3 separate regions of the Homo sapiens genome follow, and regions 1 and 2 are each linked to region 3. Evidence: chromatin loops called from intact Hi-C (ENCODE). Cell type or tissue: heart right ventricle. All regions are shown on one strand. Links, peaks and the distances in the headings refer to the core of each region. The heading gives the core; the rest is flanking DNA. Region 1 has its middle 76 kb from the start of HTR4. Region 2 overlaps FBXO38 (F-box protein 38). Region 3 overlaps FBXO38-DT (FBXO38 divergent transcript).

Region 1 (10,753 bases), core at 3,577-8,576, 440 kb before region 3:
TCTGATGAGGAGGCAATACCTATGCATGTGTGAGCTACCAGATACAGAAAATGTAATTTCAGTGCTTCTACATCAAGCTAAATGCTGTGACATTTAAACTAATATTTAAATGTTATATTTTAAAACTAATATTCTACAATATAAAGACAAGTGGTAAAATTGATGCTGATAATTTTAAATTGTTCTTAGAGCTACATAAATAGCAAAGTAAAAACACTATGATGAGTGGAGAAAGAAGCCATGGAATAAAGAGAAAGTTTTATATTTTGTATCTTTAACAGCACTTTTTTCCTGCCTTTTGAACAAGGAACTCCACATTTTGATTTTGCCCTGTACTCTGCAAAATATGTAGTCATCCCTGCCTCTCCAGCTTCAGTATTTACCTTCTCAAGTTCTGTTCCGTCAATGGAATAGCTGTAACATAACTTGCCATTTCAATCCACCATTAATGCCTAATCATTGCTCTTTCAAATATTAAGTTGTCACTTTTGCTTACTACTATTTGATTTATAAAGGTGTGTATTAGTTTGCTTGGGCTGCCATAACAAAGTACCACAGAGTGGGTGGCTTAAACAACAGAAATTTATTTTCACACAGCTGTGGGGGCTGGAAGTCAAGAGCAAGGTGTGGGCAGGTTTGGCTTTTTTGAGAATTATTTCCTTGGCTTGAAGTCAGCAGCCTCATGTGGTCTTTTCTCTGTGCTTGTGCACCCCTGGTGTCTCTCTGTGTGTCTGCATTTGCTCTTCTTATAAAAACACCAGTTAAATTGGATTAGGGTGCACCAATATGACCTCATTTTACCTTAAGTGCCACATTAAAGGCCCCATCTCCAAATACAATCATATTCTGAAGTACTGGGGGTTAGGTCTGCAGCACATAAATTTAGAGAGAAATACAATTTGACCCACCACAAGAACTTTCTCACTTTTTCTTTTTATAGTAGCCTTGAGAGAGCAGCCAGGACACACATCTTGCAAGTCTATTCATTCATTCAACAAATATTTATGAGTACTTACTAAGCGCTTGATGCTGAAGATGTAACAATGAAGAAAACAGGCAGCTTCCTGCTCTTGTGGAAGTTAGGTTCTAGTGGGAGAGACAGACAAAACATAGTAACAAATAAAACAATCACAGACTGTGAGAAGTAGAAGTAAGATAATATAAATAGTGCTGTGATAGAAAATAAAGTGGGTGAGATTTTTGGTAGGGTCATCACGGAGGGCCTCTCTGAGGAGGTGACAAACATTGAGAAAGATTCCTTAAAAATGCAAAGAGCTCGGGAGAGGAAATTGCTCAGCAGAGGAAACAGCAAATGCAAAGGCCCAGAGATGGGAAAGAGCTCAATATGGTCTAGACACTGACTAAATGCCAGCGTAGTGGAGGTATCAAGTGTAATGTGGAGCATGGAGTGAGATGGCAGGAGCGGGATCGTGTGGGGGCCTCTTCTGCCTTAGTTAAGGAGTTGAGAATTTATTCTGAGTGCAAAGGGAAGTCACAGAAGGGTTGCTGTCAGAAGGGCGGCATGATCTGTTCTGCAGTGTGGGGGATGGGTTGGCAGAAGAAAGGTGTGGGAGATGGGGAAACTGAGTCCTACAGGCGATCACTTACTGGCTTTCATTCACACAAGTTCCAAACGGCAGTACTGGTCAGGTACTTACATTACATTCCTATAAACATGGAGCAGGGCGCCCTCTGCTGTTCCAAGTAATTCTTAATCCACATTGATGGCAAATCTAGGAAATGAAGAAAGAAAACTCCCCGACGCTTAATTATGGAATATACAGGAATCCTCCAATCACATTTCCAAAATTCATACCAAAATTTTGAGGTGAAGAGAAGGGGGCCTGAGGAAGCTCCCAAATAACAGGTTGACTGTTCTTAGGAAAGCTGGGTTGAAGATGAAATCGACTGGCCTTTTTATTTTTAAGAGTAATTAATCACTTGAATTACTCTTACTGTTTTCTAAAGAATTATACATGCTCATTACAAAAAAATCAGACACTACACCAACACAAAAGCAACACATTACTCCATATTTTACCATGTGGGAGTAACAAGTACTTTTGATGAATATTACTTTAGACATCTCTCTGTGCCTGTATATGTACACATCCTGTTGGATAAAAACGTCCTCAGTAGAGATCCCTCTAAAGTTAAAGACATTACTGAAGCATTTTTAAAAACGGACTCATTTTTTGAGCCACACATTTCAATTTTAGTTATTATAGATTGTCTCAGTGTTGTAAAATAGTGTTACAAAACATAACTCATTGTTTCGTTTTTCCATTTTTCTTAGCTCTGCAATGCCTTCTTTCATCTTCTTTATTTTATAATTTATCTTAGAGGTATTGTTTTACGGAATTCATATTCTTAATGAGCTTTTCTCTCTCGGCAAATGTTTCCTGCAAAGGGTCAGGTAGTAAATATTTTAGGCTTTGTGGGCTAAAAGAACTTGGTCACAACTGTTCAGCTCTGCTATTACAGCGTGAAAGCAGCCAGAGACAATACGTAAATGAATGAATGTAGTTGTGTTTCAATAAATGTTTATTTACAAAAACAGGAAGTGGGCCACATTTGGCCCACAGGCTGTCATTTGCTGACCCCTGTTACAAAAGATAAGATAATTACTGTTTACTCTTCCTTTCATCTCACTCTTTTCCAGGTTTTGCTTATATTATTTTCACTTTGTTAGGACTTAATGATACATTCCCTTATACTACCTTCAAGGCCACACAGGATTAGCCTTAGCTGTGAAATTAAATAAACATGGTGTTCCACATGAGTTCTTTTCATCACAGCTTTTTCACTCGAGTTCTTTATTATTTTTCATCTCTTGTTCGATGGGATTACTTGCCAGTTGTGTGTAGTTTGGTTTTGTTTCAAAAAGAGTTCATGAGTATTATATTTCCCGAGCTCTTGCGTGTCAAAAAATATCTGCCCTTTATCTCCATGCTTGGTGACACCCTAGCTTGGTACAATATTTTTGAATCATGTTGTTTCTCTCAGAAGTTGGTGGTCATTACTCCATGTCCCTTGGTACTGGAGTTGCCATGGCAAAGCCTTGAAACCACTTGACTTTTTCCCCCTATAGGGGCTGACTTGCCGTTTTCTGCCTAAATGTCAAATTTTTTTCTGGATTCTTAACACTTAACAGTTTAACCAGGAAATTTCCCAATTTAGACCATTCTGTATCAATTTCTCTTGACATAATTGTCCTCTTTTTTATCCATTAATACCGTTCTTCTTTTCAGAAAACTTTTTAGGTTATATCTTTGAATTCTCTTTTTTCTTTCCTTGTACTCTAAGGATGTCAGTTGTCTTCACGTTGGATAATTTTTTCTCTCTGTATCTACCTTTATTTTAATTGCTTTGTCTTTTCATCCTGCATTTTCTATGACTGTCCCCAGCCATCTCTCCATGACATTTGCAGCTACATTTTTCTCTCCTTTGCAATTTATAACTTATTACATTTATAACTCATTGTTTTGTTTTTCAATTTTTCTTAGCTCCACAATGTCTTCTTCCATCTTCTTTATTTTATAATTTATCTTAGAGGTACTGTTTTACTGAATTGATATTCTTAATGAACTCTTCTCTGTAATTAAGCGTTCAAAAAGAACTTGCACTTCACCTTTGAGTTTTATTTTCTTCCTGAGGGTTTTTGGTTTTGGTTTTGTTTTGCCTTTTTCTTGCTTACTACTTATTTTGTAGTAGCAGATTTGCATAATTTTGTACTGTTTCTTTTCATTTTGCTCATGCTTAACAGGGAGCAGTTTTGTTTGTAGTTTCTGTAAAATGACGCGGATGGATTCTCCTTGATGTCTTTCTCACTTTATCTGGAACTATCGTGTCTTCTCCTCACCAAAGAATCAGTTTCAGAGGTGGGTGTGGCTTTCTATTTATTTTTTAATTAAAGCATATTCTTTTGAATTCTCAGTATTTCGTTGACTACCTTTGCTTTTGGGAGAAGGGCTGGCCTTAGAAGTTGTACCAGTCATATCAGAATCTTTCTTTTCATGGATGCCAAACCTTATGATTCAAGCAGTACCCTTTCCTCTCTAGCCGCTAATGTATTATTTGGCTTAAAAAATAACCATTTCATCAGGTGGGGAAAGAAGTTTCTGTGATCCTGTTTTGCTCTGCTATCTTTACGTGGAGTTGGGTGTTAAAGCAAGAGCCAGGTGCATTTTTGGGAGGAATTAGTTATGAAAAGAAACAGACCAGATGATTTTTGAAGTTTCTTTTAGCTCAACATACTGAGATACGACTATTATGACAACAGGGGTCGCCCGACCGTTGAAAATTACCAAGTTCAACAATGTAATAGTAAGAGGCATTGCAATTGTCAGACCACTAGAGGGCAGATCTTGGCCACAATTGGAAGTAGTCACAGTAAATAGTTACTATTGTCAAATGAATTGTGCTGGAGCTCCTTTAAACTTTTACAAAAAAATCTGAAAAGGACAAACTGCAGGGAAACCGAGCTCAAATTATCTGACAGTTGGGGGCTACTCATTTGTAAAAGGGGTCCCGTGATTCTCTGTCTTGCCATCTGTATCCATCTCCCCTTAGGTGTTCACTTTTGCCAATCCCCCCGTCATCCAAGCTTGAAAACTAGTAAAGCATGCCCAGATCCTCCATTCGCTGTGCTATTTTCCAGCTGGCAGGTAGAAATTTGAAACACCTCGCCCAGAGTTACAGCCGCCCAGCTCATAAATGGTGAAGACCTGAAATGGAGCCCACCTTGCTGGCTCCTGTGCCTTCTGAACACCTCTCCAGGAGAGCAAGCTCTTGTCACTGATACTTCACTTCTAGCATTGAAACCGCAAGAGAAGCAATACCAGCAAGAGATGAATCAAATCCTCCCTTCAGCCCTTGCTGTTGGCAGCTCCCTATGGCATTCTGAATCATTACCCTGGACAGACTTTTGTGACCCAAGGATAAGCCTCCTTACAACAAAGATAATAGAAACCTGCCTTTGCTGCCAAGGATGTTTCATTTGTCTCTCATACTGGGTCTTGCTGCTGGAGGTAACATTTGCCAGCATAAACTTTCAGCCTGCTGTTTACCAAATTCCTCTGTACATCACTCATCATGCTTCACCAGGGAATTCAAGGCTTATTTTGCCCTCCTGGACTGCTTTCCTAGCCTTAAGTCTTTGGCGACACATTACATCACATACATGTAAGACAGATGCCTGCTTTTCCCTCCACTCAGGGAAGCTCTGAACCCACGATGTCAGTAAAATCCTGCTAAAGTTTTCAGATCAGGATGTAAGTTATGTGCTCTGTTAGTAATACAAATTGGGAGTATCCTTGATATGACTGTGTCCTTACAAGAAGAGATGTTTTATTTTCTTCATGTAGATTTAGTTTGGGCTATCCCAGAAAAATCACTGTTTTCTCTTGGGAAATATGTTGGCTTAAATATTGATAGATCTTCCTAAGACCTGATTCCTCCCAACAGGCAGCAGGCAGATCTGATGTTTTGTTTCAGCTGAGCTGTAAACATGATCTGCAGCTGGTGTGGTTTAGTTCACTGTGGATTAAAGTGTTCTGTGTCCCCCAGTCAGATGAACATATGTAGAGAACTATACTTTCTAGTGGCCTTGTCTGGAGCCCAGAATAGTGGAAAGGATATGTTTTTATTGTGATTTATTCTATCAAAGAAATAAATTGGGCCTTAAATTAGGGAAGGGGGTAGGTTTGCTTTTTCATTCCTCTGGGGCTGAAGCAGGTAAGAGTTTGGACTCAATGGGCAAAAAAGACAATAAAATTCTCATGGGGGAGATGAGCCAGTTCTTGAAAGGAAGGAAGGAGGAAAAACACTCTCAGACCTATGGATCATAGGAGTGGTTCTATCTCGTATCAGTTACAAATTTTCATTTTCCTTGCATTATTATCAATATTTCAGTAGACATCAGACCTCACAGCTTAGCATGTGCTGGGTTAAGGAGAATTAGGAAAAGGTCTGTGTTCTTCTGGCATGGGCTATACCAAGACAGGGGCTGTGTCCCTTGGGCTGTGTTCTTTGAGAACATCTTGCAAAAAGATCCTGAGAAACAGTTGTGAGAGGTGACCAGCAGAGGGGCCTACAGCAGTGGTTCAGAGTAAGAGATGGCCAATGATAATCAAGGTGGATTTGTTATTGTGTGAACTATTTCCTGAGAATTCTCAGGAGTAAGAAGGAGGATAAAATATAGCTATTATACAATAAATTGATAAAATATTGAATGGGGGTTTAGATAGAATTATTTGGCTATTAAGCAGAAAGCCTCCCTTGAATGCTAAAGAACCTTGAGAAATTATGGGTACATATTGCTAGAGCTTTCCTCTTTGGTTTTCTGTGGCTTTATATCTCCTAAAATAAACTCACATGAAAAAGATTGAGATCACTGTTATTGAGAAGTTCAAAGAAGAAAATTTTTAATTGCATGATTGATTTCTGTGTGGATTATACCTAAAGACAGAGAAAAAAAGCAGAGTGAGTTCCATTGCTAAACAAACATACTTTTAGTCCTAGAGGGAAATGCAAGATGCCTGCAATTCAAAGAATAAGGTTATTAAAACTAGAAGCATATTTGGAGAAAATGAAACCAAGTAGGTAGCACAAGGAACAGCCTATTTAATCTTTTAATGGTTTCTAAAAGGTAATGGGAAAACCTGGTATCTTAAATGAAGTGAATTTAATGTTATTAACCTCCAGTTCCAGGTGTATGGAATAAAAATACAAATCTCAATATAGATGTAACTGGCTGTTGCCGTGTGACCCATGTTAAGTAAAGTACTCAGTATAAGAAATATTGAAAAACTGATGAATGAATAAGCGATTTGGGGAATAATTGGCAAACCATTTGGGAAAAAATTATCTTAGAGCCATATTTTATATGATGATACACTAGATAATTGTTTTTAACCCACTGAAGATGTTGCTTCCTTCCTGTGGTGATAAATTTAATTTCCTTTGGGAGATAACCTCTTCTGTATATGCAGTGTGGGTGGGACTATAAATTCTCTGCCCTTTTCTGGTCACAAGGTGGCTGTCGCCGAAGTCAGGACAATTGGAGACAGTTTCAAGGGGCTGTGAATGGAGCAACAACAAGAAAAAACACTCATTGAGCACCTGCTCTGGCAGAGATCCCTGTTCCCATGGAGCTTACATCCTGAGGAGTGGGGGTGGAGATGGGTCGAGGACAGTGAGTGTTCCTTCATTTCACTCCTGTATTCTTTTCAGGTCTGCCGGAGCTGCGTGATCTTTCCATCTCCAAGCCAAGCTCCTCAGGTTTTACTTCAATTACATCCACTCTCCCAATTTTTCCAACAAATATTATTTTTGCTTATCTCGAGTCAACTTATTGCTTGAAAACAAAGATGTCTAGTAATTTCATATGGCTTAAAGAAGTGATTTGCAAGCTTCAGATGCAGAAGAATCACCTAGAAGGTGGTTAAAAATACATGTTTTCATGGTCCTTTGGAATAACTTTGATTACTAAGGTCTTCCAAGGGTAATGGGGATGGGCGTTAAAACAAACAAACAAACAAACAAAACAGGTAATCTGGTGCAGGTGATGCTCAAACCACTCTTTGAGAATCACTAGATTAAAGAGTTAATTGATTTTTCTTAAGCATAGAAAGACAAGTAGAAAGTAAAACTTTTATAAGATGAATACAGGGATGACAAATTTCTATTGCTTTGAAGTAAATAGAAACAACTACAAAGGAAATAATATTGATATACTCATGTGAATAAACATTAAACATCTGTAAATTAAAAATTAAAATTAAGGGATAAGAAGCAAGACAGAAAATGTTTTTCATCAAATATGACAGTCTAATATCTATAATAATCTGTGATGAGCTCATTTAAAATTAGACATAAATGGATAAAAGGGTTTATTTTCTATATGAAGGGGAGCACAAATAGAAACACAGAAGAGTGCAAATGGTGAAGAAACACGAATAGTAAAGAAACAGAAATCAATCATGCAATGATTTTATATTAGCTCATGAAATAATCAAGAAAGTGAAACCAAAGTAAAATAAATCATTTTACACCTGCTAAATTAATAACAACAAACAATTCCGAGAAATGCCAACACAGCACTAGCTAGGTTAGGCTACAGTTGCTATACTCAGGCCCTTTTGTGGCAGTTTAATTGAGGTTGAGAAAACTCTCAAAAAGCCGTATTTCCAGAAATAATGAAGGTTCTCCGTCTTCTCTATTCTTAAGGTTTATGAAACCTAGAAGTCAAGACTTCTATTTTAGGACTTATTAATATAAAGGGTTAGATCCCAATTTACCCAAAACTTTAGGAACCCATCAGCCCCTCAGATCTGAGGCCAGCTGTTCCTTAGAGGACTAAAGGCCAATGTTCAACACCTCCCTATGCTGGGGCCGTCAGATTTAGCTCATCATCATTATCATCATCATCATCCTCAAACACATTCAAATGTGTTGCAAAGCACACTTATAATAAAAAATTACTCACTGCTTATCTGACATTCAAATTTAACTGGGCACCCTGTATTTTATCTGACAACCTTACCCCAAGCACACATACCTCAGCCTTTCTTTCTAGGAAGCTTTCATAAAGACACCCATTGAATGGTTCATGAAAACCTCCAGCTTCAGGCATTAGTGGTGCAAAAGCTTAGATCTTTGATTTCTTAGCACCACAGGAAAGGGGAATGGCATTTTTCAGGGCTTCCAATTTGCTAACTCAAGCAGCAACTCTGAATTCAGAATCTACAGTGACTCTCAGCTGTGTCCCTTGATCCTTGATCTTCAGGCTGGATCCTGTTGCCAGCAGCAACTCCAGGAGCAGGAGGATTCTGCATCAGCCACAGACCAGCCCAGAGGAAGAAACAGTTAATTTATCTGAACTTTGGTTTCCCTGTGAGTACAGAGCATGGATAATACTACTGCTCCTGGGTAAAAATAAGACTATATAATTTCATTTGTTTGTATCTACAAAAACAAAACAAACAAAATTTAAAAAAAAAATCAGCTGGGTGCAGTGGCTCACGCCTGCAATCCCAGCACTCTGGAAGGCCGAGGCGGGCGGATTCCCTGAGGTCAGGAGTTCGAGACCAGCCTGATCAGCATGAAGAAACCCCATCCCTACTAAAAATACAAAAATTAGCTGGGCGTGGTGGCTTATGCCTGTAGTCCCAGCTACTCGGGAGGCTGAGGCAGGAGAATCACTTGAACCTCGGGGGCGGAGGTTGTGGTGAGCCAAGATCATGCCATCGCACTCTAACCTGGGCAACAAGAGTGAAACTCTGTCTCAAAAAAAAAAAAAAAAATCAGAGGGATAAATGAGGGACAAATCAAATGGCTCCCATTAAAGGTTAAGCACGGGAATGGCGTTAGACAGGGACAAAGACAGGAAAGTTACTTCTCAGTGTATAGCCGTTTGTGTCATTTTTATTTAGGAGCCACTTTGGCAGTGCTCTTGTGAGAACGACATGAGGTGATGCATGCCCAGCATCCTGCATACTCCGGGCTATTTGCAAAATGCTAGTACTTCCACTGCAGCACCTTGAGCCTCCCACAGGGACATGCTCCTTATCTGCACCTGCTGGTCTATATGCTGAGAAATGACGGAAGTAATCACCTGTGTCCTTAGCGAGCTGCTCTAATATTTATTCACATGAAAACTATGGTGACTCTTCTTCCTGTGCTTTCTGCCCTCTTTTCTTCCTGCCTTCTTCCAGCCATGTCAAGTCCAATTTGGAGCTTCATAAATAGTTCCGGCTCACTACTGCCCACCCCTTTTTCTTTCCACCAGTTAAATGCTACCCGGTTTTCTACAGCAGAGCAGTAACTTATTGTCTTAGATCAAGCAACTCTTAAGACTATCAGGTGTCACGAATTGTGCTAAGGAAAGGATCTGGCTCTAAGCCGGTGTGGTCATGTGGGAAAACAATGAAGTGAGGAAATTTAGGAGGAATTTGATTAATACAAGTAATTTAGAGATTCATTTGCCCTTACTGTCTTCCTGAAACCTCCCAGGCTGACTTCACTGAGTTTCAGGGAGTATCTCTCTGGATTAAGATTTATATGTGGTGAGATTCACTTGCTAGGAATGAAGAGAGAGAAGAAAGGAAGAATGACAGAAAAAAGTTGTATTCTAGATTTTATGAGATGGCCAGAAAATGAAAGAGGTAACCAGAGGCAAAAACTGAGAGACTTGTGCAGCAGATGAGGAAACCGTTTAGTGTAAGTAGCCCATCCTTACCTTTGAGATGGGAACACACAAATTCACTGTGCCCTTGGCACTTTCTTAATGGGTGATCCAAGGCAAGATCCTTCTGGGTTGATTAAATGAGGACACCAGAAGGTTCTTGATGTCCTTGGCAAATCATGCAGCCTCAATGAGTCTATTTCATCAACTGTAAATTGCATATAGCAAGAGCTACTCCTAGGGGTTCAATGAGATCATGAGGCAGTGATTGGGACTCCAGATTCAGGATGCCTGGATTAAAATCCCAGCTCTGTCACTTGTTCATCTGTGTGACCTGGGAGCAAGGTATTGAATCAGGGACAAGTTAGTCAGTTATTTTTCAGAATTTCTTTATGTAAGAATTGAAATACGAAATATTTAGCACATACAGTTGTTGTAAGGACTAAATTAGATAATGCAGATAAAATACATAGAAAAATACTTGGCACATAACATATGTTCAGTAAATGCTTCATAGTTAGTGGTGGTAATGATAATAGTAAAAGATAATTCATATAAAGATCCAGT
Region 2 (10,753 bases), core at 2,725-7,724, 150 kb before region 3:
TTATCCAAGGAAGGAGGAGACGTATACCTTGCCCTCTTCTCTAAGAAGGCCACCCTCTTCCAGGAAGCCTGCCGTGTCAAGAAGAGAAGCATCTGAGGAAGAGGATGATGTGCTGCAGACATATCTAACAGATTGGCCTTGACAATCACTGGAGTTGATAAATGCTACAAGCAGACTATCCCCATGTCTGGGACAAAGGAAGTTCACTGTGCCTCCTCTCCACTTGACTCTCCAGGCTGCAAGACTCTTCAGCTCTGAAACCAGAGAGGGATGCACCATTCTAGCCTTCACCATTAACTGCTAGAAAGCAAAAGAAATAAAAACCAACTTCTTAAACTGATACCCAAGTATATGCTTGTAAAAAAACCTTTTCCTTCTGAGGCCCCACCCTCTTGTCTTGCCAACATTTCCACTTCGTGCTGCTAACTTGCTCTGTCCTGATGCAAATTGCTGTCTAGCTGGAGAGTGGTGGGGGGGCGGGGGTGGGCATGGGGTGGATGAGGGAGGGGACCTAGGGAGGGGCTGGGGAGTGGATATAACTACACTGCCTTTAATATTGTCTTCAAGCAAGAACAAAAATAATGTCTTCTTGGTGCTGTGCTGTCTACCCACTTATCTCTTTGGTATTGGATCTCTCTGGTGAGAAAACGTTGTCACTCCTCTCTTTTTGTCTCTTCACTTTGCTGTGGTCAAAATCTTGTAACATCTAGTCTAGGAAGGAAAAAAAGACTAATGCATTTACCTCTTCTGGCCAAAATTTGTAATCTCTTTTCCATCTAATTTAGAAAACTGAGGCTGAATATTTGGTTTGAAGTCAAACAATTCAGGAATGGATTTGAAGTCCTAAGTATGAACAACGCATTGCTTTGGGCCTTACCCAACACTTAACTTCACCTGTCTCATCTACAAAATAGAGATAATTTCTGAGTTTGTACGATTGTTGTAAGTGCTCCAACATGGGTCATCTGAGGGCCACTGTTAGGATTTTTATCAAATGTGTTCTGCCTGTTCTGTTACCTATTTAATATCCTTATTTAAGTCCATTCAAGTTTTCACTTACCTAAATTTATTTTTGAAGGGAACATTATATCAGTACTCAAAATAGAAAAAAAGGCTAATGAGTTTTAACTAGATGCCAGTGATCAAAGTGCAACCTCTGTTTCTGTGTTTAAAAGGGAGACAAGTGAATGTTGGAGAGTTGTTAGAAATGCCCTACCTCTTGCTTGGGGCTCTTTCAGTTAATTGGGAGGGTCAAAAGAGAATTTACAAAAGAGAAGCTTCCAAGCTTTAGGAGTTATTGTGATTTAGCTACAAGCTGCATTCTACACTTTTGGAAACATGGAGAGAAGGGATAAGAAACTGCATACATTTTTAACTACTGTTACAGTGGATTCAGATTAGGTTTCTCCTTCTTTACCTTTTCTTTCAGTTTGCCCCAGATCTATATCTTTGTTAATAAAAATAATAATAAAATAGCAATAAGAGAAACTGACATTTAATGAGTTTTTTTTTTCTGCTAGGCATTGTGGTCAGTGCTTTATATGAACTATTTCATTTAATCCTTATGAAATCCTTACAAGATTAGAATGAAAATTACCCCCACTTTACAGCTGAGCAAACCTCAGCTAAGACATCTGGCGACTAGCTCAAGGTAGCAGACCTGGGAAGTGTGGATTTGAAATGCAAACCCAGGCAGTCTTATTCTAAATGAGGCCCACAGTCCTAAGCATGTGCAACTGTGGTCATTATGGGGATGTATGTATTCCACCTTCACCTGTTAGACACTGCTAGGAGAGAGCAATGAACAATGTTGCTTAAGAATTTTCCTTTCCACATCAGCCTGGGACCCGAAGAGGAACTCTGGAATGCCTATTCCAGTTTGAACTCTGCCACTCATTTGCTTTCTTGTTTTCCTTTGCTCTTGCTTCCTCTCCCTGAGCCTCAACTTCCATCTTTAAACCATGGAAGACTCTGGTAAATTATTGATCAACAGGAAAGGCCCTCTGCACTGATCTTTTATAGTCTGTCTAGTATTCAGCAACCTGGGATTACTGAATAACCAGCAATAGACTGTGAGAACAAGATGTGAGTCAAAGAAAGCATTGGTCCTTTATATTCCAGGCCATCAGAGAGGCTGCTCATAGTAGGAGTGGCCCCTGAAAAAGGCAGTTTGCCTTCCCCATATTTCTTGGTCGGAACCTGGAACACTATTTGGATATGCTCCCATTGGTCTCATTAAGCATCAGCCTACCATTGCAAGCTTTGTGCAGTTTCTCTGCACTTTTATAAGATCTCTAAGTCTCTCATAACAGTATATAAAGAGGGATTGTTGACTTCATTTTACAGAAGAGGAAAGACTTTGTCAGGGAAAGTGATTTGTCCAAGAACAAGAGCTGATATGAGGCTGAAGTCAGAGGACTGAAAACATTCAGATTTCTCAATTCTAACAAAGTGCTTCCTTCTTAAGTTTATTTTATTTCTAAATATATAAATTATACATTTTTAGACTATATAAATAATAGGTTACATAAATGATGTATTTATGCAATCCATTTCCACTGTAAAAATTTGTTATATATATTAATACATACAAGAAAATACCCCTTGACTCCAACTCAATGCTACCCCCCTCCCCAGAAGTAAATGCTTTTTTCACTTGGCTTATGTAATTCAAATGTAATTTTCTATGCATTTACATATGTATAAATGTACATGTATAACATATGGCTTTTTTTCTTATATGTAAATAAAATGATGTTGGTATATAATAATCTGCTACTTGCGTTTTCAACAGTGTACTCTAAACATCATTTCACATTAACACATATAGTTTTTTTTAGCTGCTGCGTATCCATTTCTTGCTATAGACATTGTATGGATTGCAGTGTTCTTTTGCATTCTACCTGCCTCCCATGTGTAAATGGGACATCTCCCGCATCAGAAAATCAGCCTCTGTTTTTCTGGGACTGTGCTAAACATAGCTGGAGTGGTTTCAATTTAAGTGGCAGCAGTAAGTTGACTTGGCAGGTTCCCTATTAGGGCAGGCCCACCCTTATATGGGCCTCCTCTCATTATGAAGGACCAAGAAACTGCCCAAGTTGCACAGGCTTTGGACTCATCCTGCAGGATGTCATCCTTTGACAGCATCCTGCTCCCATCAATTCCTAGATGTGTGCTTTTGAGCAAGTTATGTAACCTTCTAAAACCGAGTTTTCTCACCAGTAAAGTAGGAACATATTGATCATACATTTAAAGTGTTATTGCAGGAGGTATGGAAAGCACTTAGTAATGATCACTTTTAAAAATGCTAGCTTTCATACTGTCATGATTTCCTCTTTCTCAACAGCCTCACCAGTTCTGTTTCCTACTATCCTGGAATATGGTATGAGGAACAGGTTATGGAAAGATGAGTCCAAAAAAACCCCACACAGCACCCGCCCCCCGCCCCCCCCGCCACAAAAAACAAACAAAACCAAACTTGGCTGGGCGCGGTGGCTCACGCTTGTAATCCCATCACTTTGGGAAGCCGAGCGGGTGGATCACCTGAGGTCAGGAGTCTAAGACCAGACTGGTCAACATGGCAAAACCCCGTCTCTACTAACAATACAAAAATTAGCCTGGCATGGTGGCGGGTGCCTATAATCCCAACTACTTGAGAGGCTGAGGCAGGAGAATCGCTTGAACCAGGAGGCAGAGGTTGCAGTAAGCTGAGATCGTGCCACTGCACTCCAGCCTGGGCAACACCCAAACTTCTTTTGATAATAAAAGAAATTATACTGGAAGCAATACTACCTCCACTGGCATCACACTGTCCAGTTTACTGGCGGCTCCTATTGGAAACTAACCACTGCCCTATGGGGTGGGTGGTTATATTATTAGTTGTTACCATTTGACAGAAAAGAAAACTGAGGCTGAAGGGTAGGGGTTCCAACCATCTCCAGCTCTCCCATCAGTTGTTTGAGGAAGTCAAAAACTGAACTCAGGTCTTCAGATTCTACATATGAAGTCCCTGTAAGAATTGTGGTACTAGCTATTATTTAGGGAGACTGTTAGACCTACACACCTGGCAATGAGACACAATTCTCTCACTGATATTAAGTTATATATCATCCATGCAGTATTTTTAAGGCCTTTAAAAAATGTGCCAGGCACTGCACTGCACCAACAGCTGGTGATATAATTAAATGAATGAATAGGATATCTCAGTTCTCTATGGCAGGTGTGGCCAAACCGTGGCCTGGAGGCCAAATCTGGTCTATGAGCCTTCAGGATGGTGTTTTACTTTAGTAAATGGCTGTGGAAAAAGTTTTATTTTGTGACGTGAAAATTACATGAAATTGAAATTTGTGTCCATAAAGTTTTATTGCAACACAGCCATGCCCATTCGTTTATATCGTCTATGACTTTCACAATAGTTGTGCAGTTGCCACAGAGAATGTGGCCCATTGAGCCTAAAATATTTACCATTTGGACCTATATAGTTTGCTGACCCTTGCTGTAGAGCAATCACTCTCCAGCCCTTCGTATTATATATATATTCAGAGTGACTATCGTAGTTGGCATCTTCCAGATTTTTTTTCAGCTATTCCAGTCTTAGCAACTTTTGAATGATTTTAGCGCTGCCAGCTGTACTTCCACTGATCTAACAGTTTAGGTTAGGTTAGACAAAGACATGACTAAGCCAAAAATTACAAAGCAGCGGCCTCTTGTGGCTAATGTAAGCATTACTTAGATAATTTGGTTAACAGGTTACAGTGAAAACCTAGAGTTAGATTGTCTTCGCTCAGGGTTGGGAATCCCAGATTACTTTGAAATATCTAGGATATTCTGTATTTCCTGCCTCTTACCACACTTGTAATCTGTATAGTGAAACACACTTGTCTAATTATAAGTTAGCTGAGTTAAAAATAATGTAATAAGGAGACAATAGAATGAAGTACCCAATTGAATCACTCTTCCTAATGTAATGAGAATTTTTAGAGCCTGGGAAAAAAAGAGAACGTTAAGGAAAGACACTGATTAACGCGGAATATTTTGTGTTAGAAAAACTTGCTGGCATCCTTGTATTTCTGTCACGAAAAACAGAGGCAGCCTAGTGGGAATCAGAAATTGGGATTATTGTCCTACCTAGCCTAAAAACAGGTCCTAATTATGAGTGAGCAATTTTCCCCCTTGGGCTTCAATTAAGCCCTTGTAAATGAAGGGGCTGAACAAATCTCAAAGAAACTTTACACCTTTGACCATAATTTCATGTCTAGAGAAAATTTATAAAAATGTTCCACAGGCCTTCAGTTTAAGTAATTTGCTGAGGTCACTTGGCTGGCAAGTGACAAAGCCATGACTCTGCAGGTGTTAAAGCTTTTGCTGACGACCCTTGACACTGTAATACTATGTATATCACTGCCTTATCAGGGCAATTAATTCCTCACCTTGAAAGGGGAGAAAGGCCATCTCCTGATGACAAGAAGTTTGGAAAATTCTGCTGTTCCCAGTATTGCCTTAAAGAGCTCTGCCTGTAATCCTAGTACTTTGGGAGGCTGAGGCAGGCAGATCACCTGAGATCAGGAGTTCCAGACCAGCCTGGCCAACATGGTGAAACCCTGCCTTTACTAAAAAATACCAAAAATTAGCTAGGCATAGTGGCGGGTGCCTATAATCCCAGCTACTCCGGAGGCTGAGACAGGAGCATCACTCGAACCTGGGAGGCAGAGGTTGCAGTGAGCCGAGATCATGCCATTGCACTCCAGCCTGGGCAACAAGAGTGAAACTCCATCTCAAAAAAAAAACCAAACCAAAAAAAACAAACAAAAAAAGTTATGTGAGTTGAACATCTTGTAGCTAAAAACTTTCAGAGATCAGAAATTGGATTACACTGGAATCTTACCTTAGATACAACTCTATATATACACTGCTTTTCTGTGCAGTATTTGCTACTCTTCTTTAAAAAGAGGGATTCAGGTCCAAGGCAAGAGAAAAGTTTTTAATAAACTTTTATTTTATATTCAAGATAAAGCATATACACAATTCAATGTGGAAATAAATTACTAGAAATACTCTGGAAACTTTTCCATTTCCCTCTCAAACTCACTTTTTTTTAAGCTCATAAGTCTTTTTACTTGATTTTAAGAAACATGGCAACTATAATACTAAGAAAGAACTACAGCTTTGTACAGAAACATAGAGCCTTGTCTTGACTATAAGGTTTAGTTGGTGTTTTAATAACAACAAAAAAGCACAAAAGACACAAACACTCTTCAACAGGTTTACTCAAACAGCTTCGCTCAAGAAGAAAAAGGCACAGATTTAAAGGGATGACAATAATCATTAAGAATGAAGTAAATGGAGACTCAGTCAAAAAATGATACTTCATGAATTAAGTCAAGAAAAACAAAAGTCTTTCAAATTATCTGTCTTCCTTAAAATGAATTTTTAAATTAAATTGTATAAACATATGATATAAAGTTGGTACTTTAGGAAGCGTCTTTGTATATTTTTTATGTACAAATCTTTGTATACAATTTCGATGTTCCTTATATATTCCCTATATAGCAAACCGAGCCAGGACCTCCCAACTGCATGCCTCAAGTCCCTGTGGAGCACTCTGGCAGCTGGATGGCCCTACTTGCTTTCTGACAAAATAGCTGGAAAGGAGGAGGGACCAATTAAATGTAGTCATCTTCAACTGGCTCTCCATTGACATCACAATAGTGGATAAAAATTGCCACTACTCGCTGAAATACACCCTTCTTCATCTGACGCATCTCTGAAATTTCCTCTCCTATTGTTTCCATACAGATGTCTGCAGACAGCTGTCCTTTCCTTCTAGGAGCATAGATAGTGCCTTTGAAATTAGAAATAAAAGGAGAGATACATATGATAATCAGAATCATTTGGAAAATCACTGATAAGCTGGTCCATAGGACAGTCCCATATACTGCACTATAATGTAACTGATGCATGAATAGGTCAAGGAATGGGTCACCACCAGTTTGTTCTTATGTTTGATGCCTAAGACAGAATACATGCTTAAAGTCTCAAGGTAAAAATACTGCACCAAAGGCAAGTCAGACACATGCACATGTAGTTCATAAAATCCATTTCCTTATAAAGTATTTTTAAAAAACCTTTGGTTAACAATAAATATTCAAGTATGCTACCACTTAGAGAAACTACATTCAAAAATTTCTCCCCTAATTTCTACACCTAAATTATAAGTTTCCACACAATAAGCAGCTCATAACTAGCAGGAGAATAATACAATTGGAACAATTTTGAAACAATATAGTTGAAGTTATTTAATAAATAAGATTATAAATATTTAGGTAATATAAAAATCTTGTAGGAAAATCTGTCTAAAGGAATCCTTTCTACCAGCCTTTATATATCCCTAGTAAGTCCACTGAACATCTACTGCACAAATAAAGAACTGTTTTGAAGTGAGTAAATACAAATTATTTCTATGGGAAACCATTTAACACTGCACTGCTCCTAACTCACAAAAAGATATTAAGTATGTAACACAGTAGGCTATACTTAAACTAGAGAATAGATGTCAAGTCAGGTCATAATTACTTTCTTCATCGTCTTCAAAGTCGTATCGAGCGAAGCTGTTGGGCTCTGCAGCTCGTAATGACCTCAGCCAAGGGAAGTCAGAAATCATGGAATATGGAGCTCCATCCACAACACCTAAAAGACAAATGTAACATTGCTAACTGGCGTGGGAGTGCTGACAGAGCCAAATTCTGCAGTATTTTGTAAGCAGAATGTAAAATATAAAATAAAGAGAGTGAGTCAGGTGTCCTCAAATCATTTCCAGCTATCAAACTAATTTGTAATTTCTGTTTACGTTTTATGTTTCATCACTGGTTCTGATTGTCCTAGAAATAGTAAAGACTCATACAGGCAAAGCAATCTTCATCTGGCTCCCACTTCTTGCAGGTATTAAAATCATCCATATTTTGAAGAACTGTAGGACCCCCATTCATATCTTCCCTAAGGCATGTTCGGTCATCTAGTTAATAGCTATTCAACTTTCTTTTTTTAAAAAGTGTAATTCTCTACATTTGGGTTACTGCTTGCTGTAAGCCCAAACCAGTTTGACTAATTGATTGATGGATCATTCATTCATCCGTGAATGAGAAAGGGCCAGGTTTTGTTTCCCAGGCCGGTCTTGAACTCTTGGGCTCAAGTGATCCTCCCACCTCAGCCTCCTGAGTCGCTGGGATTACAGAGGTAAGTACTGCACAGGCTATTTAACTTTCTAAACATTTGTAAATACTCACCTTCTAAAGTATAGATTTCTCTCCCCCAGGGGTACTTGGGGTATTTCTTTAAGTCTTCTTCACTTCGAGTGGCTTCAGGGAAGAATTCATATTTAATGAGCTCTCTGGAAGCAACAGGAAAAATTAAGTAAAAATTACAAAACTGGAAATAATTAGTGTCGGGTAGGAAGGAACCATCAAAACTGTTTCGGACACAGATTCTACCGAACATCTCAAACAAAACATCAAATACCTAACGGAAGTAGGATACACTCAAACTAGAGAATCCAAGTGTAGTCAGGTCAAAACTACTTTCTTCACTATCTTCAAAATCATATCAGGGAAAGAAAGTCACTTTCTAAGCATATGTCTTCTACACAAAAGGTGCTTAATGCAACATTTATATAACAAATTTATAAAAGTCAAATTTTCTGATGATATAGAATATCATAGTCTTAAGATCTTCTTCAAGTTGATCTCTTTTTCATGCCCCAAGGCTAAATAATGTTACAAGTACATGTGCAATCTGTTCTTGTAATTTTTACCTGAGTTTTAAAGATCATAAATATATACACATGCTTTTTAGTTTTAAGTCCTCATTTCCCTCAGTTTCTTACTTACGTTAACTTCAGGATAAGCTTGTTTGAAAAGCTTAGATGGAATCATTTAAAATAAAGAAAAATTGGGATTTGCTTCTGGGAGTCCCTGCTATGAGAAATGACTCAAAAGGCCTTTAAGGGCCACAAAGTTACTTACTGATTGATGTTTGCTATAGTGTCCATCCAGCTGCGAATGCGCACCTTATTCCGGACATTGGGAGGGTTACTGAATTCATGGATAATACAGATGTGATAGGGGTAGGGACCACTAAATAGCTTCTGCTCCAAAGTTAGAGTGTCCACCTGTGGAAGACATCATAAAGAGATGTCTTCAACAAAGAGAATGCCTTAGAAATCTCTCTCCGAGAGCTTGAACAATCTTTCCATGGACCTTCAGTTTTGAAATCTCTGGCTGATTTGAAAATCAAATAGTCACATTCAGACCTGAAAACAGTCTGTCATGCTGGGAATAATTTTGCAAATTCTTCTGTCTAGGGAACTTGGCAATTTATATCTCACTGTTATATTTAAATGCCTACTAAACCAGAGAATCCTGATTGAGATAAATGACGTCAGTCAACTCAGAATCCACTTCTGTGTATGTCCTTTATTAAGTACTGACTGCATTATAGAACTGTGAATGTGTAGTAACATATACCCTATTCAAATGAGACTGCTGCCCAGTCTTTAAGAGAGAATGCATTTTCTTGTCTTCTAGGAGCCTTTGATAACATTGCTTTTTTCTCATGGCATACCCTCCCCCATCTCTAGTTATGAAATCTCACTCGGCCATCTGCGTGGCATAAGTGTTTGTCTCCTTTTTGGGAAGGCAAACTCCTTGAGGGAAGGATCATGTGTTGTGTTTTTATTTGCACCCAGCATATTTTAAGTTTTGAGACACTTGACAATATGATGAACTGACTCTTTTGAGGCCAGGCTTACACACTGATTACAAAGAGGCATTTAAAATTTCCTTTAAACCCTCTTTTGGCATTAAGCACAGAACCTTATATACAATATACTCTTAATAATGATAATGACACTAACAGTAGTTATATGATGGCTTACTATATACTAGCACATGTTTTAGAGTTTCACATATATTAAATATCACAATAATCCTGGGTATATCATTATTATTCTAATTTTACAGATGAAGAAACTAAGACATCGAAGTCAAATAATCTGCTACAGGTCAGACAGCCAGAAATTTAATCAGGCAGTCTGAACCAGAGACTGTGCTCTTAAACCACAGGTAACTTTTAATAAGTATAAAAACCTGTTGAATAACAACTCCCTATATCATACATAACCTGTAAAAACTAAAATATCATTACTGTAGGTTGGGCAAGTGAATGAATGCCAAATCCAAAAGGCTAAAGACTAACAAGAAAAAGAAAAAGAAAAACACCACAATATGTGTATCATCGGAAAGAAGCAAAGCTCGTTACCTGCTGCATTGGGCGTAGGTATATGATGCGGTTTCTCTCGGGTGGCATTCTTAGTATCTGGTCTAGTACCTGATCCATGTTCAGTTTCTTGCACTGTGCATAGTCAAATCGGTTTACAATTGGTGCATTTTCTACCTTTAAATGTTTTAGTACCCTGCACCTGGTAGCTACAAAATGAAAACAATGGTAAGCTCCGTACATATCATCTTTGGAGAGATGGCCTAATTTTTGTTGGCACAAAATACTGCAGTAACAAACATCTTTAACAGAGGTCAAATAATATCATAGAGTACAAATCACAGTTAACAAAAAAATTTGAAAATGTGGTTCTGTTCAATTCAAAAGAAGGTAGAAGGGGCATTAAAGTGCCTTTTTCTAAGATTTTACTGTTAAGAAAACCAAGTCTCAGAAAATGACTTGCCCAGACAGAAACTGTTTAGGA
Region 3 (10,753 bases), core at 3,104-8,103:
TTTAAGCTTAGTTTTTTTACTTAAGGTAGTGTGCTGGAGTCACCTTACATCAGCCCTTGAGAATTGGTTTTCAAGTAAGTATTCAGGGATTTTGCAAACTGATTGCTAAGGGCAGCTTGAATTTGACCACTTGAGAGTATTTACCCTGCGAAAATGAACAAATGGTACAAATTAGGGCTTTTGCTCATCCTTCTTCCAGCACTACTTGTCCTCAAAATGTATAACAGTCCAAAAAAATAGAATAATTTATATTATATCTTTTTAATTTTTAGAATTATCTTAATTTTAGATAAACCTGTTTTAAAAATTTATTTATTTAACCTTATTAGATAAATTAGGAAACTCAAATTTGTATTCATTTTACCCATAATTTATATATAGAAAAATAAGCCTAACTGGATTTTTTTTAACAAGAAATAGACACACCTACTCTGAGTACAGTACAAGTAGTAAAACAAATGATGATAAAATTGACTCAGAAGAAATAAAGATGAAATGAGTTTGTATTGGTTTTACTCCAATGTATGTTACCTTATAAAATTGAATTTAATTTCATAGCCATTATGAACAGCTAAACCATAGTGTTTCATCACTTATGGAAATGTTTTGGCAAATTAAGCAATGAAAACACTAGCGTTTGGCCGGGCGCGGTGGCTCACTCCTGTAATGCCAGCACTTTGGGAGGCCGAGGCGAGCAGATCACGAGGTCAGGAGATCGAGACCATCCTGGCTAACACGGTGAAACCCCGTCTCTACTAAAAATACAAAAAAAAAAAAAAAAAAAAAATTAGCCGGGCGTGGTGGCGGGCACCTGTAGTCCCAGCTACTCGGGAGGCTGAGGCAGGAGAATGGCGTGAACCCAGGAGGCGGAGCTTGCAGTGAGCCGAGGTCGCGCCACTGCACTCCAGCCTGAGAGACAGCGAGACTCCCTCTCAAAAAAAAAAAAAAAAAAAAGTTTAAAGTTTCACATAAGTGTATTAGTGCTTTGTGGGCTTCTTATTAAATGTCACTACAGGTTGCTCAGATCAGTATAAGCATATACATTTGCTGAGACATCAGTGAGAGACTGGATCAAAGATGTTTACTTGGAAATATTGGGTGAATTTTTGGCAAAGATGGTTGCTCAACTATCAGTTTCTAGTAACACCATAGCGTGCTGACATGTGGTATAAAATATTAATTCATAGAATAAGTGAAGCTGCTGAAACATCTTCCACTGTAACTTGACTAGCACTTGTGTAATTTACACATGGTGATGTAAATATGAAGGAAGATTTATTTTTTTCCTCTTTGGCAACAAATGTGATTAACTCTGAGCTACCTAAAATTCTGAAAGATTACATTGTAAGCAAATATGGTCTTAAACTGAAGTTTTGCATAGTTATATACTTTGATACTGAACCTATGATGACAAGAAAACATGCTAAAGTGGTTGCCTAGATGAAAGAACTCGTACTAGAATATAAATCACTATTACCTTCATGGAGAAAGTCTCACTATGGAAAAGAAAAGCAGTTGAACTAAAGTGTTCTTAATGACATTAAAAACTGAATTACATAAGGTTACAGCATTACTTCTTGAATACTATTATCTTTATTATGTAATATTATGGATGCTGATCTGAACAATAGTTACTGTCTTTTATAGCTTTTAAGTAGAAATGCTCTGTTAAATATTTCAACTACCACACAAATGTCCTGTTATGGCAAGTTTTGAAACCAGTTTGATCTCAGACTTTTAAGGATATGAATGAGCCATGCTTATTTACTTGTCTGATATCTTCAGTATTTTTAATGATTTTAATACTTCCATTCAAGGAAAGAATGTAGAACGTTTTTCATGAACTAACAACAAAAATAAAAGTTAGATGCTTGGATGAACAGTTTCTACAAGTTCTTATGACATATGTAAATGATTCAACAATTAGCAATAAGTGGTAGTGGTAATTTTGATATTAAACATCTGTGAAAAGTTAGCAGCAAAACCTTACACATTTGTTTCCAATTCAAATTTTATTTTCTCTCAAAAGAATACTTATAAATAAAAACTTTACAGAACCAGAATCTATTTCTTTCATCAGTTGTAATTTATTAACTGTAATTTTATACCACTTTTTTTAGAACTGAATACTAATGAGATTGAAGATTAATTTTGCAAATACAGTATCACTTTCTTAATATCATCTAACAGTTAAAATAGAATATCCTGAGCTTGCTGAAATTGCTTTAACATGTATTTTCTAAATTTAACATACATATTTCCTGTGAGATTTGCTTTTCAAACATGAGCATTATTTAAGCAAAACAACACAGAAAGAGTTTAAATATATAGACTCTTCTGGAGGCAGCATTGATACCAATAAATTAGATGAGTTAATAATTAAGAAGTACACTAAATCTTTTAACAGTTACAAGAGCATGTTCTTTCAAAGTACTCATATAGGTGTTTCATATGTAAAATTGCTATTTTACTCTATTTATAATTGCAGAAAAGCAAAAATTATGAATGTAATAACTAGATATATTGATCACCTGTATGCATACTTTCTATAAATGAGTTCAGTTTTCTCATTTTTTTCTTTCCCTGTATTTGTACTTACTGAATTTATTGAAATTGATTTTAATATCTGAATGTGATAAAAAATTTTGGTCTTATATTTTCTTTGACTTTTTATTATTTCATTTTCTAGTGATCCATTTTATTGTCTTTTATACAAATATTGGCCTTTGATGGCTTGAAAGTTTTTGAAAAAATGATCCTCAAACACAAATGGTTTAAGAACTTCAATAGAGAGTTTGACGATTATATGGTCATAGGTGGAGCCATGGAGGGACAAAGAAAGAGCAAAATTGTTCAGCCTCATGACTGGGAAAATGAAGCTCCATGGCCTGAAATAGGGAAGAGGAGCTGGCCTGTGGTGAGAGATGCTTGTTTGAGTTTTAGATCTCTATATTGTAAGATGATGGTAGAAAATTCAGATACAGGGTCTAGCAGGAGACTGGAGCTCTAGAACTGGAGCTGAGGTCATAGAAAAGATAAGATCAGGATCATTTGCCTGAAGTCATAGTTGAATCATAGTAATTGTAAGATTCAAAGAAGAGAATGATGTCTTATGAGATCTGAGCAGCTATATTTTTTCATTCAGTGGCTTCAAATAAAATTGATTTACACCTCCTATCAAGGTTGTTTTTCTCCCAGGTAATGTAAATTTTCCTATCTGTAGCAAGAGAAAGTAACAGAGCAATGATAATTATGATGATGGTGATGATAACAATAAGGATAATAAAATAATAATGATATCATTGTAAAGCAATAGTAATAATAAAAACAAGTCCTTATGTAGTCCCTATGTACCAAGGGCAGTTTATTTCACACGAGAAAGTTAAGGCACAGAGGAGTTAAGTTTAATGACTTGCTGGAGGTCACTTAAATAATATGTGGTGGAGTTGAGGTTTGAATTCAGACTGTTTGGATTTAGAGCTTGTTTTTTTAACCATTGACTGCTAACCATTAAAGATGCTGAAGTAAATCTTTCTCAGAGTCATTAACAACAAGCTACACAATATCTTGGAAGTATCTGCGTCTTTCAGGGAAAAAACAAAGCCATTTTTTAATAATCCACTCATTTTTCTGAAAAATTGCTCTAAGGGGTCTAAACCGATTCTTCTCAAACTGCAATGCGCCCTGCAGATCAAGTGCCCTGCAGATCTTGCTACAATGCAGAATCCGACCCAGTAGGTCTGAGGTGAGATCTGTAATTCTGCATTGGTAACAGCTCCCAATGCTGGCCCTTACCCACACTCTGAAGAGCAAGGGTCTGCAAAATCAGGGGGCAGATGAGGATATGAGGAAGCTGTCCTAGTGGTTAGAGATAAACTATGTTCTGCACTTTTATCTAGAGGAGTCAGGCTCTTGCTCAATGTCCTTAAATTGTTGAAACTACTATTAATTCATTATTACATCTAGGCAGAATACTTTCTTAAAGAAGAGACTAATATTTTTAAGAAGATATGCATCTGTACTTTTTTGAAAATCTCTTATAATCACCGCTCCCTGTCCTCTTTTTTTCTGGTTCCATTTGGGTTTGACAACACAAGGTTGTGGTTAGAAGCAGGATAATTTGGGTTTGAATCTCAGTCCTTCTTCATGAACTACAAGATTACATAGTTTACTTACCTTGTGTGAGTTTAGTTCCCTCATTTGTAGTATGGGGGTGATAATGGTATTAGGCTTATAAGACTGTGGAGAGGATCAATTGAAACAAGGCACATAAAACATGCTATGGCACTTGGCATGGTACATGTGTTCCCTGAACCTGGGCTAATTATTGTTACAGCTCTATCTCTGCCCATGTGCTGTGCCTTAGTGTCACACTGCCCGTTCCTGTAATGGAACACTTGTGTTCTCATCTGGAACCTCGCATGATTATTTCCATTATCAGCTCACACCCAGAGCCCCCTCTAAATGTCCTTGCTTTTACGTTTGTGTTCATGTTTGTCTTTCAACCAGCACAGGATTTTCACACAATAGTGAAGACATTTATAAATCAGGGATTTCTAGACTTTGCATGTTTGTTTTCCTACTACAATAGAATAATTGTGAGCTCTATATTTTGAAGAGAGAAAAAGAAAGGATACAATTTTCTTTGATATTTTTCTTTGTGTTCTGTGGTAATACAGGATTGTTCCTCTCCATCTCTCTTTGGAGAAGATTTCATTTTTGTTTTTGTTATTTTGTGTAAAGCAGAGACATAGACTAAATAATGAAATAGTGTTAGGCTATAATAGACAGCCAATATTAACACAAATGTCTGTATTTTAGAAGCTGCTTTACTTTTTGAAACTGGAAAAACCTGAAACTCTTTCTTTCCAGCTCCAGAGAGAGCCATCCTGATGGAACCTACTGACCAGGGGGACACAAAAGAAAAGAGGGAGGAGATGAAAGAAGGTGAGGGTCTCTATTGCCAGCAGAACTGGACTGTGTGTTTAACTGGAAAGCTGATGGAGAATGTAGTTAGGCACAGCTCTCTGGACCCTTCTAGTGAAATAAAGAACTAGTTAAATAAGGCAAGACAGAAGAATGAGGCTGCCATCTAGATGTAGTAACAGGTAATGTTCCAGGGCACAAGGGAGCCAAAGGAAGAGAGTTTCTTCACTTTTTATTCTCTGCAGTCTTCATACATAATAATGATCTCATTCCTCTATATTAGTCAAGATCTTCCCATTATAAGTGACGAATTATAACCAGATTAAACCAAAAAGTAAAATAATTTATTGACTGATTGATATGGTTTGGATTTGTGTCCCCGCCCAAATCTCATGTAGAATTGTAATCCCCAGTGCCAGTTGGAGGTGGGTCCTGGTGGGAGGTGATGGGATCATGTGGGTGGTTTCTCATGGTGTAACGCAATCCACCTTGGTGCTGTCGTCACGATGGTGAGTCCTCATGAGATCTGGTTGTTTCAAGGTGTGTGGCACCTCACCTCTCTCTCTCTCTTCTCCTGCTCCCACCACGTGAGGCACCTCTCTCCCCCTTTGCCTTTTGCCATGATTGGAAACTTCCTGAGGCCTCCCCAGAAGCAGAAGCCCCTATGCTTCCTGCACAGCCTGCAGAACCGTGAGCCAATTAAACTTCTTTTCTTTATAAATTATGCAGTCTCAGGTATTTTTTTTATAGCAGTGAAAGAACGGAGTAATACAATGATATAATTGGAATAGGATGAGATGGAGTGAGCATTAGGTATGCTGGAACTAGGGGATCAAATGATATCAACTCACTCTCTTCTGCTCAAAAACATACGTAATCCCCAAAAATGCTTGGCTCTTCTTCTTCCTTTTATTAACATGTGGCCACTATTCTATCCTAATGAATATGGGCTTTACCCAGGAAATGAGTTAAAAGGCCACAGCTATGTGTATATGTGTATGTGTGTTGGGGGAGGGGGGAGGGGTTGGAGGTCTTAGTTTACCTTTTCTGCTCCAATACCTATCCACTGATGACTTCTAAACTTTTTGTCAGCACCATCCTAATTCTGATTCCCAGATCTAGATATTTAGAGGGCAATTTGGCCTAGATGTCTAATAAGTCATTCAACTACAAAGCAGTCAAAATAGAAGTTGCTATTCTTCTTATGTTTTATCCTTAGTTATTTGTGTTTCTCTTCCATGTTGATGATGATACTATCTTTAAATTCCCCTTGGATCTTCATCAGAGATCAGAATTTATAAGTTGATTGATACATATTCATTAAATATATGTTGAACATGCAAAGTGGAGATGCATCATGTGTAACATAATTTTGTTGTGAGGATTAAATGAAATAACATGAAAAACATTCAGTAAAATGCTTGACATGCATAATTTCACAACCAATGAATGAAGAGGATACAAAAGATATTTTTAAACTTGTGTCTTTTATCCTATAGTTTCTTAAGTGAATTCATAACAAGGAAGAATATGATATTTTTAACACCCAGGGAAAGTCACCTTACCACCAAAACATCCTTTAGTACACTTCAGGTTGTGCCTTGAAGTGTTTGTTTGCATTTGTTAATATAAATGAGAGAAGAGAAGAAAACTTCTCCCACCTCAGGTAAGCCCGTAAATGCAGCTGTCTCTACTGCATCTCAGGGCATTGTTAGATACATATTTTACTTTAGCCTGGAATCCATTTGAAATGAGTTGAGTGTATGAAAAGAATGGCCATGTACATATATATATATATTTATATATAGTTATATATATGGTTATATGTATGGCAATAAACCAATTATTAATAATGTAAAATGTAGTGAGTGATATTACACACCCATCTCTATAAAAGGCATTTTCCCAAACATTCTCTTTAGTGTTTGCAGGAATCCCATACATTAGGTGTAAAAAGTGGCATTAAAGTTAGAGAAGGGGCTACTCAAGGAATGGAAGTCACATATGTGGCAGGAGGAAGTGAACCTAAGCCTCAGTGCTCCATGTCCATCCCTCAGCTCACTGCACCTCAGTGCCACACTTAGCCCTGAGAAAACCTCCTCTGCCCACGGACACTCACTGGGGTAGCATCCTTTACAGTTTTCAAGAACAGACATTATTTTCTGTTAGGGGGAGAGCATTTCCTTCATAAGTAAAATTTATCCACCAGTACTGATCCTAGAGGTGTTGAGTGCCTTGAAAGCTCTCTGTGTCATGAACTCTTAGACTAGAAATGAATCTTAAATTAGAATGGCACAAATGTGTATCACAAACATATAAACATACTCAAGCATACCATGGCTGACATTTAAAATGTCTGGACTAAGAAAATGTGAGGCCAGAGGTTTGGATGAATAAACTACGTGGACATAGAAGCTTCCTAGGACAATGACATGAATGTTGTCAAGAAAGGCTGTGTCTGTTAGAGGCCAAAAGGCCTGAATTACTTATGGGGGTATGACCAGTGTCTAGACAGCAGAGATGAGGCATCGTTAGCGATTCACCTGGCATGTGCCTTAACATTGCTTTTCCAGCAGGGCAGATAAATGATGGCCTGAAAGCTGCCTCAGAAAATCAAGATGATTCCAGTCTTCTCCACAACCCTGGAGGAGAATGGGCATCCCCTATTCTCACTATTCCAAAGTCAAGAGTGTCCTTGGGGGAAACACCCGAGTCAGCAGGGGCAAGGAGGTGCAAGTAGCATTTGGTAAACAACACAAAATATCTGTAGAACGCAGTGGAAATATTCATGAGGGAAGACAGCCATGGAAAGAAGGACTGGGGAGAAGAAGCACAAAATTGTAAGAGAATGTGATATGATTAAGACAAGGCTGCTTGCCAAAACTCCACACAGGCAGCGGTCGAGCTGGTCTTCTATTCTCCTTGGACAAAAAAGGCTCTGTTGTCCTGATTATGAGCTCTCTAATAGAGTATACAGATTTTGAACCTTTCTTTTTGCAGAAGATGACTTTCTGTAACCATGCAATATATATTCAACTTGTAAGTAGTTAACTTTTTAAAAAATTTGGATGTTCTTTATTTCTTTATCTTGTCTGATTGCTCTAGCTAGGACTTTCAGCACTATGTCCAATAACAGTGGTGAAAGTGGGCATCCTTGTCTTGTTCCAGACTTAGAGGAAAGGCTTTTAGTTTTTCCCTGTTCAGTATGATACTAGTGGTGGGTCTCTCATATATGACTTTTATTATGTTGAAGTTAGATGTTAACATTTTATGTATATTAAAAAATGTCTGGGCTTGGATGCCTATACTGCCTTTGTAACCAGGGAAAAGGCTCTGGTTTCCAATACAAATAGGCTTTAGGAAAGGATCTTTGCAAAAGTGAAAAATCTAGGGAGTCTGTTTTCCTTTGATACATTGTTCTTTAATTTATCATTTGGCTTATCTCAGAGAACAGAAAACATGATGCCAACCGTGTAAGAGAAGAGGAAATGTATTATTACCTATAAAAGAAAAGTCAAAGAGTAGATCTAATTTAGGCATGGCATGGCTGGAGACAGAAAATCGATGCCATCAGAATATATTTTCCCTGTATCTCTTGTTTCTGTTTGCTCTGCTCTTTAACTTCATTCTTAAACGGGCTCCCATTTGTTCTTACAAGATTGCTGCCTGTGGCTCTGAGGAAACACATTACAGGAAAAAAGACTGATAATCTTTCTCTTAGGATTTCTAAGTAAGGACCAGAATATCAATGGATCTGTTTTACGTCATGTGCTGTTGCCTGCACTAATGTCTGTGACCAAGGGACTTCCATTGGTAGATGTGCATAGGCCCAGATTATGTGTTCCACCCCAGATCATGATGAAGTTAACACAAATGAAGACACAACCTTGAGGGTTGGGGTAATCACAAAAAGATAATTGAATTTTAGTTTCTAGAATATAGATGACTGGATATAGAGACATCAGCAAAACATGCCTACTCTATTTGACTTTTTTAATCATTAGTTCCCATACTAGCTACTAACAACACTCATTGTTATTGCCAGAATATTTCTACTATCTGATGTAAACCTATAGTGGATTTTCAAATCCCAATCTTGCTAACAAATGGAGGAGCCATAGTGTATTTCATCAGGATATTCAATATATATAAGGCTAGATACCAGTAAAGTGGATGACTTACTATTTTGTATAAACAAAACAGTAAGTGGAACCAAGAAAAATTTAAAGCCACTATGGCCAGAGACACTGATAGTGAATGTGACCCAAAATTATAGTTAATCAGTGGCAAAATTGAGGGCAAAATTCATGTCTCCTTATTTCCATACCAGTGTCCTTTCTTTCTTTGAGTAGGAATCATCCAGTAGCCTAATACTCTTCCTCTCTCCATGGTATTTTACTTCTCCAACCACAGAAAGTATAACATCCATTTGTGAACGGTGAAAAGTAGCACTAGACCTGAGTAACTCAGTGATTCCTTCCTTTGGACTCTGTCTTTTGTAGGAAGGATATTTTCTCTTTTGCTCCATGTCTTTTAATTATATTAGTGGGGTAGGGTTTAATTCTGCAGATAGGCCTGCAATTGGTGGTAAGTATAATTTTAGGTAGTGTTAAGCCCAACTGGTGAAGAGAATTTAAACTACCCAAAATGGGAGTAAGATGACTTAAAACAATCAATACACAGAAATGAATATCAGCTCTTTTGTTGTTTATTTGTAACAAATGTGATATTTGGTTCTTGTCAGTTTGATTCCTTCATTTTTGTCTCTCATTTTGTTCGACATTTAAGTACAGCATAGGGATGTTATTTAATTTACATTCTCACACTCTAAAAGAAATACTATTCTGAATTAAGTAGAAAAAGAATAAGCAAGTGTAGTTACTCTGGTACCCATTAATCACATTTTCCATATTTTTCAAATTTTATACGATAATGAAATTCCCTAAAGAGAAGAGAAAAAAAGAAGATTAGTATCATAAGGAAAGTGAACATTGGTATTGAATGTACTTTTCCTTATCTTCTAAAAGAGGTCCTGAAAAGGGAGCTGCTTTTAAATTCCCTTTACATCCTTCTTTTTTTTTTTCATTTTTGTTTGTTACCACTATAATTTGTACATTCTTTCTCCATGTCTTGATTATTCAAAAGGTGTCCTATGACATTTTTTATGTAGAGTTTTTCATCCCCTAACCCATTCCCATCTCAATACCTTTCCATTCAACATAGAAATACCAGATTTTTTTTTACCAAGAGGTAAAAGATAACCACAGCAATAATGCTATGCATAATTCACGCAATTTGCTCTGTGCTCAAATTTTTCACTGTTTTCACACTGTCCATTGATTGTAGTCTATTCCCCTTACTTGGGTATTTATGTTTCACAAAAGACTAGCCTCTGCATTATTTTCCATCTTTACATATTACTATTCTCTAAATACATAATGTTCCTTTCAGCATCATATTTGTATTACATCTCTAAAGACACTGCACACTTATTTGATTCCAAGTGTTTTCCCAAACAGTTGGCACTGTGTAGATTGAACAATCCATTTTCTTTTTTGTGTTCCATTTCTTTAAAACTCCTTTAGCCCTCTCGTTCTTCAAGAGACTTCCCACACCAACCCCTATAATCAGGTTCACCTTTGATATATATCTAATGCACTTATTTGGTTCAGGAATTGCAAACATAAATGCTTGGAGCCTAGTGGGTAATATAAGTAAGTGATGTGAGCCACTTCCATCACAAAAGAGAGAGGAAGAACTATGGTTGTTTGGAACACATGATCTCCATTTGAACAGGGAGCTACTAGGAGGCAGCTGTTGCTTATTT

The links. Hi-C counts contacts between places; a loop is a spot of excess contacts. Peaks named below come from ENCODE experiments on the same cell type or tissue, not always from the same donor. Only the 100,000 strongest peaks of a DNase experiment are listed, where the experiment ranks them.
Region 1: it touches region 3 in a loop (2.8-fold over the local background); 31 of 110 quality-filtered maps call a loop at or near these places.
Region 2: it touches region 3 in a loop (3.0-fold over the local background); 10 of 110 quality-filtered maps call a loop at or near these places.

The regions. Positions count from the first base shown.
Region 1 is chr5:148,724,708-148,735,460 of GRCh38, reverse strand. No RefSeq gene overlaps it. Among named protein-coding and RNA genes, the nearest start is that of HTR4, 76 kb to the right of the region's middle. In heart right ventricle, for the core only: CTCF peaks have their summits at 4,113, 4,320 (motif pointing right) and 6,081 (motif pointing right); DNase peaks (open chromatin) are centred at 4,320 and 4,699; H3K27ac peaks cover 608 bases.
Region 2 is chr5:148,438,057-148,448,809 of GRCh38, reverse strand. FBXO38 (F-box protein 38) reads right to left here. Exons shown (of 22, transcript NM_205836.3): 18 at 10,312-10,478; 19 at 9,018-9,163; 20 at 8,283-8,386; 21 at 7,573-7,686; 22 at 5,974-6,841. The coding sequence ends at 6,663. Among named protein-coding and RNA genes, the nearest start is that of FBXO38, 59 kb to the right of the region's middle. In heart right ventricle, for the core only: a CTCF peak has its summit at 4,708 (motif pointing left); no DNase peak of the experiment used is centred there; H3K27ac peaks cover 410 bases.
Region 3 is chr5:148,285,115-148,295,867 of GRCh38, reverse strand. It overlaps FBXO38-DT (FBXO38 divergent transcript), which reads left to right. Exons shown (of 5, transcript NR_105057.1): 4 at 4,873-5,616. It overlaps SPINK13 (serine peptidase inhibitor Kazal type 13), which reads right to left. Exons shown (of 5, transcript NM_001040129.3): 5 at 9,613-9,868. The coding sequence ends at 9,820. Among named protein-coding and RNA genes, the nearest start is that of SPINK13, 22 kb to the right of the region's middle. In heart right ventricle, for the core only: a CTCF peak has its summit at 5,096; no DNase peak of the experiment used is centred there.